Regions from separate parts of the Homo sapiens genome. Here regions 1, 2 and 4 are each linked to region 3. A link is a contact called in ENCODE Hi-C or POLR2A ChIA-PET data. All regions are on one chromosome and are shown on one strand. The core of a region is the stretch at or near the end of the contact, and the rest is flanking DNA. Distances in the headings are between cores, read along the strand shown. Region 1 overlaps INPP5D (inositol polyphosphate-5-phosphatase D). Region 2 overlaps SAG (S-antigen visual arrestin). Region 3 overlaps GIGYF2 (GRB10 interacting GYF protein 2). Region 4 has its middle 28 kb from the start of ATG16L1.

Region 1 (3,255 bases), core at 402-2,901, 260 kb after region 3:
GCACCAGGGGGCGCCCATTCAGCGATCCAGCTTCACAATGTATTTGCCATCGACTAAAATGCCATCGTCTTTTTCACATGTGCTCCTGCTAAGCTAGATTTGGAACTTTATTTTTATTTATTTATTTATTTATTTATTTATTTTTGAGACAGAGTCTCACTCTGTCGTCCAGGCTGGAGGGCAGTGGTGCGATCTTGGCTCACTGCAACGTCCGCCTCCTTGTTCAAGCAATTCTTCTGCCTCAGCCTCCGGAGTAGTTGGGATTATAAGTGTGCGTCACCATGTCTGGCTAATTTTTGTATTTATAGTAGAGGCGAGGTTTTGCTATGTTGGCCAGGCTGGTCTCGAACTCCTGACCTCAGGTGATTCACCCACCTTGGCCTCCCAAAGTGCTGGGATCACACGTGTGAGCCACCGTGCCCAGCCGAGACTTGGAACTTTAGATTGTTTTGTCCTAAACTTCCCATGGCTACACCAGCCCGTTACTCCAGACCATTGAGGTCAGCTTCATCCTGGCTCTAGCACCTGGCATGTGTGCCATCCTCCTAGCTGGATGGCAGCCCCACATTGGAAGGCCTGCCTCCTGGATCCTTATCTGAATTGCTGATGTGAATGAAAGGAGGAACCAACAGCACAGACGCCTATGTCTGGACTGACACTGGTGTGGCCTCAGCCAGGCCCATCTCTCTCCCTGTGCTCTTCAACAACAACAAAATCACAAATGAACCCCATAAAATGCTTTATGGAAACCTATAGATATCAGATTAAAGATCACAATCTGGTGGCCCCTATGTTGGATTTAGTGTTCTGTTCACCCAACCCATATTTTTAAAAATTATGAACCAGTTACAAGCATTTTTAAAAATTCAGAGATTTCTACATAATAATCTGGATTTTCAGCTTTCCTTGAAAAATCTGAAGATCTGATACCCTTGATTATTCCACAGTGATGTAGCTGGGGTGGGGCGTGTATTAGTCTGTTTTCACGCAGCTGATAAAGACATACCTAAGACTGGGCAACTTACAAAAGAAAGAGGTTTAATGGACTCACAGTTCCACGTGGCTGGGGAGGCCTTACAATCATGGCGGAAGGTGAAGGGCACATCTCATGTGGCAGACAAGAGAAGAATGAGCTTGTGCAGTCAAACTCCCATTTCTAAAGCCATCAGATCTCATGAGACCCATTCACTATCACGAGAACAGAGCCGCCATAATTCAATCACCTCCCACCGGGTTCCTCCCACGACACGTGGGAATTGTGGGAGTTACAATTCAAGATGAGATTTGGGTGGGGACACAGTCAAACCATATCAGAGTGGAAGCATTCCCTTTCAATGGGGCAGTTCTCTTTGATGTGTCACCATCCCCACCTCGCCCTGTCGCCTCACTCGCAGCCTGTTCCACTCATTTACATCACCCGCCTGACTGCTGTAGGCCACTGAGCTATGATATTCATCAGACGCAACTAATTACCCAACTTGTGAGGCCAGCAACCACACACTGGTAAACAGGTTTAGTTGACTTGGTGTGTTCCCAGTGACCTCCTGCTGGTTCCCAGGCCCAGCACCTGCTTTGCCTCTCCTCACAGATCATGCTGTTAGTAATCTCATCTAGCCTCTTGCCTGGGGTGGACGTCAAGCTCACTACACTGTAAACTCCAAAACAGCCCACGTTACTCCCGGTGACAATCAGAATTCCCCCTGGCCTGCCCTCAGGTGTCCTGGCTCTCTCCTCTCAGCATCCCCCATGGACTCATGGGCACCCCCGGTTGAGCTCGCTCACCCAGAGCTCTCTCTCTTCCCTGGGATGAGGCTTGGTTCTACGGAAGCTGGGGTCGTCACAGCCTGTTTTCTGCCTTGGGGTTTGGTCCCAGTTCCTCAGAGCAGTGACTTTCAGTTCCTTTGCAGGTGTGACCTGTCTGCTCCTGTTAGAGCCTCCTTTCCCCAGAGGGCAGGGTGGGCCCCACTGGGGAGCTGGAGGGCTCACTTTTGTCACTGCACTTGCCACCCAGAACACTGTTACTGTCCCTTTCTGGCATTTCTTGGTTTCAGACAATCTCACCTACCCCTCAAAGAAGGCGGAAGCTTCCTGTCGTGGTCTGGCCCTTTGCCATCTTTCAGTGTTCCTCACTGAACGGTAATCCCCTCCGTGTGCCCCCAACGAGTCATTCACCATCTTGTGCTAACTGCATTTCTTCCTGATCCAAACTTGCTTTCTGGAGATGGGGGCCATGCAGAAGGGAAGGCGGGTGTATCAGGAGGTCTGGTCTCTGGGGACTGAAGGGATGATTTTGCCAAAAGGGTCAATGTCACTGGACCACATGCCATGGTAAACCTTGGACAACCAGTTCTCCAGGGAAGAAAACAAGCCCGTGATTTGTAGTGTTTGCCTATTTCTACCGTGGAGACACTCTAACCACAGCTCCCACCAGAGTGGCTGCATTCACAACCAGCTCTTGGGGTTCCTGGAAAACTGGGATTTGAGCCTGTAGGAGCCAGTGCCAGCACCCCATGGGCATGTGTGTTATCAGCTCACATCTGCCAAGTCCTGGCGAGGTCTGCCTGCCTCTAGGACTGTAGACGTCTTTATTAGAGACTCCTGTCACACCTGTTAGGAGTCAGACAGATTAATAATCACTTCTTTTTATTTAGAGCTCTTTTAATCCCCAAACTCTTATTTATAAGTTATTTTATAAATTAATAATGATATATCATATATTATATTATAATTAATAATGACATATATGTCATATAACATTATTAAAATCAATTAATTATTAAATAATTATAATATATAATTATATATTATATTATTATTAAATATATAACATATAATAGATATTATATATTACATATTATATAAGTAGTAATTGCATATTATATAAATAATATATATTATATATAATATAAATATATTTATTTATTATAAATTATATTTATTTATATTATATTTATAATTACATTATATTATATTAACTTATTTATAAGTTAATCAGTTTTACCTCTTCCTTGTGATCAGGTTTGGGAAGGATGTTTTTTCTACCTGCCTGGTCTGCTTCCTTGACTGTGTGATCAGGGTCAAACTGCCCATTCTTCTGAGCTTCAGTTTATTTATCTGAGAAATGGGAGTTGCTGGTCCATTAGCACAGTTAGCAGAGCAGGTGCTGCATGATGACCGTGGCTCTCACTGACTGGGAGCCACGCCCCGGGCTCTGTTAGTTCGTTAAACCACTTGGGCAAGTAGGTCTTGAAATCT
Region 2 (3,398 bases), core at 663-3,162, 490 kb after region 3:
CTGGCAAGTGATCTCTTTCCATGGTTATGCCTTCCTGGAGGGCCCCACAGTGCTCATTGTGGTTGACAGATGCAGCACATTGTTGTGGGTGAGGCCTAATTTGTGGACTCATGCTGTGGGCTCTGTGATCCCAGCTGGCATCCACAGCAGGGGCTCCTTGTCTACCTTCCCAGGCTTTGTGTGGCTTGAAGGAGGTCCCACATGGAAGCGCTTTGTAAATGGTGAAGTGTGACTGTCTCGGCTCAAATGGCCATCATGTCATGGCTGACCTTCCCATATCCTACAGGGGAGGTGCCTTCTGCCTGTTGTTCCCACACATTAACTAAGCTCAAAAAGCATCAAAGCACAGGGGGTCTTATATAATGGTCTTATTTGGCTCTTTCATGAGGAAGACATGATGGAATGACCTGTGAGGGTAACCTCTAAGTTCACTTTTTAACTCAAACATTCAATGACCAAGACAAAGTTAGACTTATGCATCTTGGGGTGACTGTCCCAGGGCCCAGGACTGAGGATGTGGAACTTCCAGTCCTAAAATGGGCTCTCCCGGGCAAGCCAGGGTGAGCAGTGGCCCTAGGTGTCATATACCACTTTTCCCTGTGAGTCATCACAGATGAGGGTCAGAAATCCTGATGCGTGCAGACTAAGGAATTCTAGACTTTTCCCTCCCTCCCTTCCTTCCTTCCTTCCTTCCTTCCTTCCTTCCTTCCTTCCTTCCTTCCTTCCTTCCTTCCTTCCTCCCTTTCTTTCACAGTCTCCCTCTGTCACCCAGGCTGGAGTGCAGTGGTGTGATCTCGGCTCACTGCAACCTCCAGCTCCTGGGTTCAAGCCATTCTCCTGCCTCAGCCTCCCAAGTAGCTGGGATTACAGGCGTGCACCAATTTTGCCTGGCTAATTTTGTATTTTCAGTAGAGATGGGGATTTCGCCATGTTGGCCAGGCTGGTTTCAAACCCCTGACCTCAGGTGATCCATCCGCCTCAGCCTCCCAAAGTGCTGGGATTACCGGTGTGAGCCACTGCACCCGGATAGCTGTTAACTTTTTAAAAACAAAATATTAATTGCTTTCTATAGGCTGGGCACTGTACTGCATGCCTTGCACAAATTGTTTCTTTATCCTCAAACTTTGGCTGAGTGCAGTGGTTCACGCCTGTAATCCCAGTACTTTGGGAGGCCAAGGTGGGAGGATCCCTTGAGCCCAGGAGTTCAAGACCAGCCTGGGCAATATAGGGAGACCCTGCCTTTATTTTTTAAAAAAATCCTCAAGCTTAATTTTAAAGGTGATTAAAAGTCATCTTTTTAATCATCACAACGTCCCTATGAGTTAGATGCAATTATTACCCCCATTTTACTGATGGGGAAACTGAGGCTTAGAATAGATAAATAATTCACCCCACAGTTAGTGGCTAAGCCAAGATTGGCACCCAAACAGCCTGGCTCCAGGCCCACCTTCCTATCCACCACGTTCCACCCACCAACCAGTCCTGTACTGCCTCTAGCTAGTCTCTTGGAGGACAGGAAGGACAATGTTCATGAAGTAAGATGGAGGATGTTAGAAAGGGCTGAGCAGGGGAAAGGAGGGGTCTCCCAGGAGCTGCAGCCTTAGGGGACATGGGTGGGAGTTGATACAGAGCAGGTTATGGGTGACCAGAAATGGCCTGGAGACAGGACTTCAAAACCCCAGCCTTGAAGCTGAGGGCTGAGAAAGCCTAGCCTTGGAAGTGGAGGGAAACCATCATCAGAGAGGAGAGACCAGCGTGTACCCTGGGAGGCCGCAGGGAAAGTGCACGTGTTGGGGGACCAGTGCTGACCACCGGACTCCCGTCTTCCCCTTGCAGTGGAACAGGTGGCCAATGTGGTTCTCTACTCGAGTGATTATTACGTCAAGCCCGTGGCTATGGAGGAAGCGCAGTGAGTAGCTGTTGGGGTTTCCGTTTCCTGGGCGTCTCAGCCTTCTGTGTCAAGTTTCTCGCCGTTTATTGCTGAAGAAGGAACTAGAATGTTCAGCTAGCTCGCCAGCCTTCCACTTCCTTCCTCTTTCTCCCTTCGAGGGCTGCACAGAAAGTTAGCATCTTAGCTCTGCATCTACCACACCCCTCTGTGCCCATCTTACAGGAGTTCTGAGGATTAATGCAAGCCAAAGAATGACGCAGAGGAGAGAAATAAAGACAGAAATGTCACCATGGGATCAGCTGGCTTTTTCTATTTATCCTTGGAATGAATTGTTAGGAATTTGGTACTATTTCCACCTCCCAGAAGATGGTCAAATGAACTGTCAGCCCAGGCTAGGATTCCCTATCTTTTGATCTCAAATTGAAATCTTATACCAGTGACAACTGGATTAGAATATATCTGTTCTTAGCCTGTTGTTGTGAATGACTTTTCCCCTTTGTTAGAATCAAAAACAAATGAGAATCCTGCCATGGTTCCTTTATGCTGGCCTGAGAGACCTGCCCAGCTTTGCTGTGTGCCACAAAGTCAAATAGATTCATTTAATACATGGCTTGGAGTGGGGGGCGATGATCTCCCACCTCCAGCCCCCCGAGAGGATAGCTCGACCAGGTCTTAACTCTTTGCCTTGCTGGCATGTTCTAAGCACCGTTGTATGTAAAAAATATTATCAGGGTTAGAGGAAGGTTAGGGTAGGGGAATGATGAAAGACAACTGATTCCTTAAGATAATATAAGGTAATAGATAGATTTTTTTGAGATGGAGTCTCACTCTGTTGCCCAGGCTGGAGTGCAGTGGTGAGATCTCAGCTCACTGCAACCTCCACCACCCAGGTTCGAGCCATTCTCCTGACTCAGTCTCCCAAGTAGCTGGAATTACAGGAGCCCGCCACCAAGCCCAGCTAATTTTGTATTTTTTTTTTTTTTTGAGACGGAGTTTTGCTCTTGTTGCCCAAGCAGGAGTGCAATGGCGCGATCTTGACTCACTGCAACCTTTGCCTCCTGGGTTCAAGTGATTCTCCTGCCTCAGCCTCCTGAGTAGCTGGGATTACAGGCACACGCCACCACCCCTGGCTAATTTTTTGTATTTTTATTAGAAATGGGGTTTCACCATGTTAGCCAGGCTGGTCTCGAACTCCTGACCTCAGGTGATCTGCCCACCTCGGCCTCCCAAAGTGCTGGGATTACAGGAGTGAGCCACCGTGCCTGGCTGATTTTGTATTTTTAGTAGAGACAGGGTTTCACCTGTTGGCCAGGCTGGTCTCAAACTCCTGACCTCAGGTGATCTGCTTGCCTCAGCCTCCCAAAGTGCTGAAATTACAGGCGTGAGCCACCGCACCTGGCCTATATGGGAATATTTAAAAGGCAACTTTAGGAGAAACTATTACTGTTATTCAAAACAGATTCAAACTGTAGGTCTACAAGGGAGGGAGACAGGAAAGAACCACCAC
Region 3 (3,456 bases), core at 38-2,537:
TCCAGAGACTTTATTTATTTTTTTGAGACAGGGTCTGGCTCTGTCGCCCAGGCTGGAGTGCAGTGACACGATCTCAGCTCACTGCAACCTCCGCCTCCTGAGTTCAAGCGATCCTCCTGGCCTCAGCCTCCTAAGTAGCTGGATTAAAGGTGTGCGTCACCACACCCAGCTACTTTTTTTTTTTATTTTTAGTAGAAATGGGATTTTGCCATGTTGGCCAGGCTGATGTCAAACTCCTGACCTCAAGTGATCCGCCTGCCTCGGCCTCCCAAAGTGCTGGGATTACAGGTGTGGGGCCCTGCTGCCAGCCAGAGAGTTTAAATGATTATTTTAAAAATGATCTTCACCAGTTTTGCCAGGGAGCAGGTCCACGCAGCTCCTCATGCTGTCATTCCGACAGTGAAACAGTTATTTCTTAAAGCAAAACCAGTGTTGAAATGTAAGGTAGCAATGTCAGCGCAGAACAAGAAGAGTATAGTTTTAAAAATCAATGAAGGACATTAGGCATTCGGGGGTCCCTATTTGCTTTTGATTTGTCAAAAGTTTGTTCTGAGAAGCATGATTGACACACTGCAGTTCTCCTGAGTGGGCATTATAGGGTGGGCTGGTAAGTGTCATGAGGCAATGTTGAAAGAGCTCTGGGATATTATTTCCGATGTACAAAGAAGACTTAAGGAAAATGAAAGCTATCAGCAGACATAAGTCTATATAAGGAAGACTTAACTTTGGTCTGTAGAACAGACCTATGAAATATAGAGTATATATTTTGTGTGTATATATACCTAGAGAAAGAGCGTGTGTATGTATATGTATATGTGTGTATGTGTGTGTGCATGTGTATATATATATATACACGCATATGTATGTGTGTGTATATAGAGAGAAATAGGGAGTCAGGCCAGGGAGGAGAGAGAAAATAAATATATTTTGGCACAGCAATAGGAAGATTCTCAGAGGTGCCCGTGAGGATAGATGGCCATTTCTGGAGGCACTGCCTCTATTCCCAGTGCTGGCTGAGTTCTGCTGAAGCGGGCTTGAAAGATTGTTTCCTGATTACCATGGGGTGACACATCTACTGTGATTTTAGACAACATCAGTGGTTACTGGCTGCATCAGAATGATTAAAATATGCTGATTCTCCTGCCTTCCCTTCTGATCTTCTGATTGATTAGGTGTGGTGGAGCCAGGGCCTCTACATTTTTATAGGTCCCTTCAGGTTATGCTGCCAGTTTGAGATCTACTGCCTTACTTGATCTTGATAGTGCCTTCAAATGAGTCATTTCCTGTGGAGACAAAGTTAATTTTTGCTCAGTTTTGCCTCTCAACACCTCCCTCCCCCAGTCTTTGTTAACTTCCCTCTGCACCCCTCCCCCACCCCAGGGCAGGTGCATTTTGAGAGAAATGCCCTATTGTCTGTCATATTGGCTAAAAAATGTTAAGAGTTGATTATGTTCAGTAGTGTTGAAGACATTCATTTGAAGAGTTGTTTGGCAGTATCAGTGATGGTTTAAACTGTTTATACCTTTTATCCTATCAATATCCACTGTTATAGATTTCTGCTGTAGGTCCATTCTTTTGGGGACTGTTTGGCATTTTATTTGTTTTGATCTATGTTCATGTATTATTTTTATTAAATACATTTTTTAAGTCTGGTTAGGTTTCTTTTTTATTGTGTTCGCTTGTTTGATGCCTCAGTATTAAAAGTGTGTCTTTTTCTGGCCAGGAAGAGCAAGGGGTTCTCTGAGAATAATCAGGCTTTGAGAATATTGAAATATTCAGGACCTAGATATTTATACTCTATTTTAGTCAATAATCTTAAGGGATGGGAAAAATAAAATTATTGATTAAAAGCAGCTTAATGCTCATGACTAGAAGCTACAGCCTGGTTAACAGTGGCTCCCTTTCATAAAGGCTGATCAAGAACTATGCCAGCATCTCTCATGAGATGAGAAATCTCATGGTGCTACCCTCAGAAATCGTGTCCTTAACACTTTCACTGGACAGCAGCATATCATGTCCTTTGTTGCTTTCGTCAATTAAAAAATCCTTAAGCCAATTTAGTGATTCTTTTGTTTACTCCTCTTTATGGTTGTATATTGCTGTTTATGTCAGTACCAGATGTAACAAATTTGTTGTCACCAAGAGGTAGATGAAATGTAAGTGTGTATGTGTATTATAAGTTGTTTTAAAATAAACTTAGGTTTGGAGCAGTGACAAAAACTTAAGCAAAAGAAGCTGAGAGGATAGTAAGTAAAAGCAATGAAGAAGGAAATTTGAATTGAATGTGGTAAATGGAGTTGAGAGAAATGCATTTGTTCTGGGTATACATAATGCATTATTGCTTCTTTGTTTCCTGTCCACATTTCCTCATGAACTTTCTGGCCTTCCCTTTTTTGTTAGCTTCCTTCTTCTTCAACGTGGGGCCAGCAGTCCAATACAACAGCATGTCAGTCCCAGGCCACGCTGTCGTTGGCTGAAATCCAAAAACTAGAGGAAGAACGAGAACGGCAGCTTCGAGAAGAGGTAAAATTTTAAAGTAAAAGGGATCTAGTCAAGCGATGTTCCAGAATATCTAGCATGCATTATGGGTTAGTGGTTACTGAGGACAATTACTGTCAGAATTGTTGTGTGTCTGAATTGGACGTTCATTATTAAACTTCAGCCCATAATTTGGTTACCCTAGCAAATGTGAAGGATCTCATAGGTATAACATGAAGATTGAGTAACATAACTGTTCAGTTTTCTTAAACATTTTACTGTAGTTCTTGAGAAGACCTCATAAATAAAACTACACGGGTTGTTCAAAATTGTGGGTGAGTTGTGTGCAGATAATCTTTTATAAGTCTGATGTCTAGAAAGCAGAATATGTTTTTCTCTAAAGACACTGGGTTCCCTGACTAGTCTAGAAAAATGTGACAGAAATAAAGTACCTCTGCTTTTAAGTGTATATCCTGTAGTTCATCATTAGGGTAGGAAGGATACAAAAGAGTATAAAAGGGAAGGGGAATAACACAGCTTTTGACAGAGAGGAGAAAATGAATAATTTTCATAGTTTGGTTCAGTATGCCATTCGGTGCTCATTCATTCATTCATTCATTCATTCATTCAACACATGTTTACTGAGTACCTACTCACTTAAGGTCTGGGGATATAGCTGAGTCTAAAACAGGCAAGATTTTCTGCATTCATGAAGCTGACCCTCTGATTGAGAAGAGAAAAGTAGAAAATGAAGCGTATGAGAGGTTGATAAGTGTCAGAGAGGTAACAAGGGAAGGTGGGTAGGGAGAGTGTTGGGAGTCAGGGATAATGATGGTGTGGTGGATTGTCCAAATTTAGGTAGTGTGTTCTGAGAAGGCCTCTGAAAAGGTGACATAATATAGCAGAGTCTTGAAGATGCTTTATGTGGATATGATTTGAGGTAGAGCAGTCAATTTGTTAGAGAATGTAAGTTGTCAT
Region 4 (3,260 bases), core at 453-2,952, 380 kb after region 3:
GATCTATAAGATACAAGCCTGAGGCAAGCAAGGAGCAATGACAGTAAACAGCACAGACTGCAGACAGGGCTGCAAGTACTGACTTCACATCAACGAGAACCCAGTGGAAGCTGAGAGAGTGCCCATTTTTAGCACAAAATTTTTAAACCTAGATGAAAACTTAGAGAAGTAAATAATTCCTGCCAAAGTCTCACCTATAAGTTATCTGAAGTTAGTTATCTATTAACTTTGTGACTGGACAAATTATTTAACATCTTAGAGAAGACAGAATTTGCGATTTGTGTTGATCCAGATTAATTGCCCTTAATAAGTCAATAATGTTCAGAAGAATGCAATAGAATTCTGAAAATCCATAATCTTTCTTAATGTCCAAACACCATTCAAAATTGTTTCATAACAAGAATCCACAAAACGTGACCCATCTCAAGAGAAAAAACAAACAGCCATGATCAACCCCATTCCAGATGCTGGAATTAGCAAAGATGTTGAAGCAGCTACTATAACTATACTCAGGGGCATAAAAGAAAATACTCTTTTTTTTTTTTTGAGACGGAGTCTCGCTCTGTCACCCAGGCTGGAGTGCAGTGGCGCAATCTTGGCTCACTGCAAGCTCCGCCTCTCGGGTTCACGCCATTCTCCTGTCTCAGCTTTCCCAATAGCTGGGACTACAGGCGCCCACCATCACGCCCGGCTAATTTTTTGTATTTTTAGTAGAGACGGAGTTTCACCGTGGTCTCGATCTCCTGACCTCATGATCCGCCTGCCTCGACCTCCCAAAGTGCTGGGATTACAGGCGTGAGCCACCGCACCCTGCCAAGAAAATAGTCTTGAAACAAGCAAAATGATATAAATCTCAAGAGAGAAATAGACATTTTAAAAAGTCAACCCAGAATTCTAGTACCAGTGATGATCTCCTTAAGAATGAAGTGAAAACATCTTCAGATTAAAGAAAACTGACAGAATTTGTTGCTATCAGATCTACTATAAACAATCCTAAAGGAATTTCTTCAGGCTGATAGGATATGATAATAGGGGAAAACTCAGATCTTCAGGAAGGAATGGAAAGGATTGAAAATGGTAAATACATGGGTAAATATAAAAGACTTTTTATCTTAATTTTCTTAATTTCTTTAAAATATAACTGTGTGAAGAAATGATTATAACATTTTCTTATAGAGTTTAGAATGATACCAATGTAATACTTACGACAATTGAAGCGGGGAGACTGGTAAATGGAGCTATACGATTGCAAGATTTACACGTATTTTTTGTTGTTTTTTTGTTTTTTTGTTTTTGAGATGGAGTCTTGCTCTGTCGCCCAGGCTCCTGGAGTGCAGTGGCACGATCTTGGCTCACTGCAACCTCCACCTCCCTGGTTCAAGTGATTCTCCTGCCTCAGCCTCCCCAGTAGCTGGGACTACAGCCATGCATCACCATGCCCAGCTAATTTTTGTATTTCTAGTAGAGATGGGGTTTCACCATGTTGGCCAGGCTGATCTCGAACTCCTGACCTCAAGTGATCCTCCCGCCTCAGCCTCCCAAAATGCTAGGATTATAAGTGTGAGCCACCGTGCCCAGCCAAGATTTATACATTTTACATAAAATGGTACAATATTAACTCTAAATAGACTGATATATATATTTAAATCTCTAGAGCAACCACTCAAAGGGGATTTTGGGGGGAGCTATGCGTCTTTCAGTAGCTTCTAGTTTCACATCCGTATTTCTAGTCTGACCGTTTTCTGTCCCATGCTAGACCCTGCCCTGATTCCTTTACTCCCTAAAATACCACCAACGAAAGGCTATGTGTAAGGCAGACTTCACTGAAAGTGGGGGGCAATGGATGATTCATCACAGACCACACAGTCAACAACGTACAAACAACAATTAGAAATCTTTTTCTTTTCCTTTTTTTTTTAAGAGACAGAGTCAGCTGTGTGCCGTGGCTCACACCTGTAATCCCAGCACTTTGGGAGGCCAAAGCAGGCATATCAATTGAGCCCAGGAGTTCAAGAGAAGCCTGGGCAACATGGCAAAACCCTGTCTCTACAAAAACCACACAAAAAAAATTAGCTGAGCATGGTGGCACGTGCTTGTTGTTCCAGCTACTCAGGAGGCTGAGCTGGGAGGATCACCTGAGCCCAGGGAGGTCGAGGTTGCAGTGAGCTATGATCACACCACTGCCCCCAGTCTGGATGGCAGTGAGACCCTGTCTCAAAGCAAATAATAATAATAATAATAAAGACAGGGTCTCACTGTCACTCAGGCTGGAGGGTAGTTGTGCGATCATAGCTCACTGCAGCCTCAAACTCCTGGGGTCAAATGATTCTTCTCCCTCAGCCTCCCAAGTAGCAAGGACTACAGGCATGCTACCATACCCAGCTAAAGAAATCTTTGTTTTTAGAATTCTTCAGTCACCGGGCCATCAGAAATTTCTCTCTGATCTACTTTATTTGAGCTCCCCCGCTACCTTGCCCCTTGCATTTGCCCCTCTCTCTTAAGAACTTTCCACAATCTTCTTACCTGTCCTCTTGAGCAACATGACTTTCTGTCTATTCAAAGCCCATCCTGGCCATGCTTTGGTGCTGGGGAGGTGCCACTGCTTTACAACAGCCATGGCCCTTAAGATGCTCTGCTGTAAAAAGACAGTTTTCTCTCTGAAAAATTCCACTACCAGCTTTCAAACCCATTTTTCTTTCCTCCTACATAGATATACCACCAAGCTATCTCTGTCTCCCTTCTCTATTAAACAGAGCAAATGAGCTCAGATCCAAACTTGTCCACTCATCCAAGCCAAACAAGAGCCTTGGAGGCATCCAAACCCACCCTCAATGGCTACTGTCATACAAGTGTGCCTCCTGGAGTCCCACACCCCACCTCAAGTGGCTTATGTGTTCACCCAAAATATATATTTATTAAGCATCTCCTACACAGTGCTTGTCATAATATTATATATATAACTCTCCCTAAGAAGGATTTTTTTTTTTTTTTGAGACAGAGTCTCACTCTGTTGCTCAGGCTGGAGGGCAGTGGCGTGATCACAGCTCACTACAGTCTCATCTTCTGGGCTCAAGTGATCCTCCCACTTTAGCCTCCCAAGTAGCTGGGACTACAGACTCACGCCAACACACTTGGCTGAGTTTTTTGTAGTTTTCGTAGAGACAGGGTCTTGCTATGTTGCCCAGGTTTGTCTTGAACTCCTGACCTCAAGCAATCTGCCCGTCTTGGCCTCTCAAAGTACTGGGATTACAGGAATGAGC

The links. Hi-C counts contacts between places; a loop is a spot of excess contacts on that map. ChIA-PET counts read pairs that join two places held with the same protein, here RNA polymerase II (POLR2A). Pooled maps may share reads with other maps.
Region 1: a pooled map shows a loop between it and region 3 (3-fold over the local background). The contact joins two enhancer-like sites. A Hi-C loop is called at or near these places in 2 of 50 pooled maps. POLR2A ChIA-PET finds 5 or more read pairs at or near these places in 3 of 52 experiments (HCT116, Panc1 and activated CD4-positive, alpha-beta T cell).
Region 2: a pooled map shows a loop between it and region 3 (3-fold over the local background). The contact joins two enhancer-like sites. A Hi-C loop is called at or near these places in 2 of 50 pooled maps. POLR2A ChIA-PET finds 5 or more read pairs at or near these places in 3 of 52 experiments (B cell, H1 and Panc1).
Region 4: a loop to region 3 is called in a pooled map, with 2.5 times the contacts of the local background. The contact joins two enhancer-like sites. A Hi-C loop is called at or near these places in 5 of 50 pooled maps. POLR2A ChIA-PET finds 5 or more read pairs at or near these places in 2 of 52 experiments (WTC11 and activated T-cell).

The regions. Positions count from the first base shown.
Region 1 is chr2:233,098,825-233,102,079 of GRCh38, forward strand. All of the region lies in intron 2 of INPP5D (inositol polyphosphate-5-phosphatase D), which reads left to right. Among named protein-coding and RNA genes, the nearest start is that of INPP5D, 40 kb to the left of the region's middle. Within about 2 kb of position 1,652, at least 7 of the 41 ENCODE cell types and tissues checked have a DNase peak (open chromatin) inside an H3K27ac peak, as active enhancers do.
Region 2 is chr2:233,329,804-233,333,201 of GRCh38, forward strand. SAG (S-antigen visual arrestin) reads left to right here. Exons shown (of 16, transcript NM_000541.5): 10 at 1,837-1,909. Among named protein-coding and RNA genes, the nearest start is that of DGKD, 23 kb to the right of the region's middle. RefSeq lists an enhancer at 1-456. Within about 2 kb of position 1,913, at least 19 of the 41 ENCODE cell types and tissues checked have a DNase peak (open chromatin) inside an H3K27ac peak, as active enhancers do; they include B cell, where a contact is called at or near this core.
Region 3 is chr2:232,837,449-232,840,904 of GRCh38, forward strand. It overlaps GIGYF2 (GRB10 interacting GYF protein 2), which reads left to right. Exons shown (of 29, transcript NM_001103146.3): 23 at 2,401-2,523. Among named protein-coding and RNA genes, the nearest start is that of SNORC, 31 kb to the right of the region's middle. Within about 2 kb of position 1,288, at least 16 of the 41 ENCODE cell types and tissues checked have a DNase peak (open chromatin) inside an H3K27ac peak, as active enhancers do; they include B cell, where a contact is called at or near this core.
Region 4 is chr2:233,221,974-233,225,233 of GRCh38, forward strand. No RefSeq gene overlaps it. Among named protein-coding and RNA genes, the nearest start is that of ATG16L1, 28 kb to the right of the region's middle. RefSeq lists a silencer at 1,325-1,476. Within about 2 kb of position 1,703, at least 2 of the 41 ENCODE cell types and tissues checked have a DNase peak (open chromatin) inside an H3K27ac peak, as active enhancers do.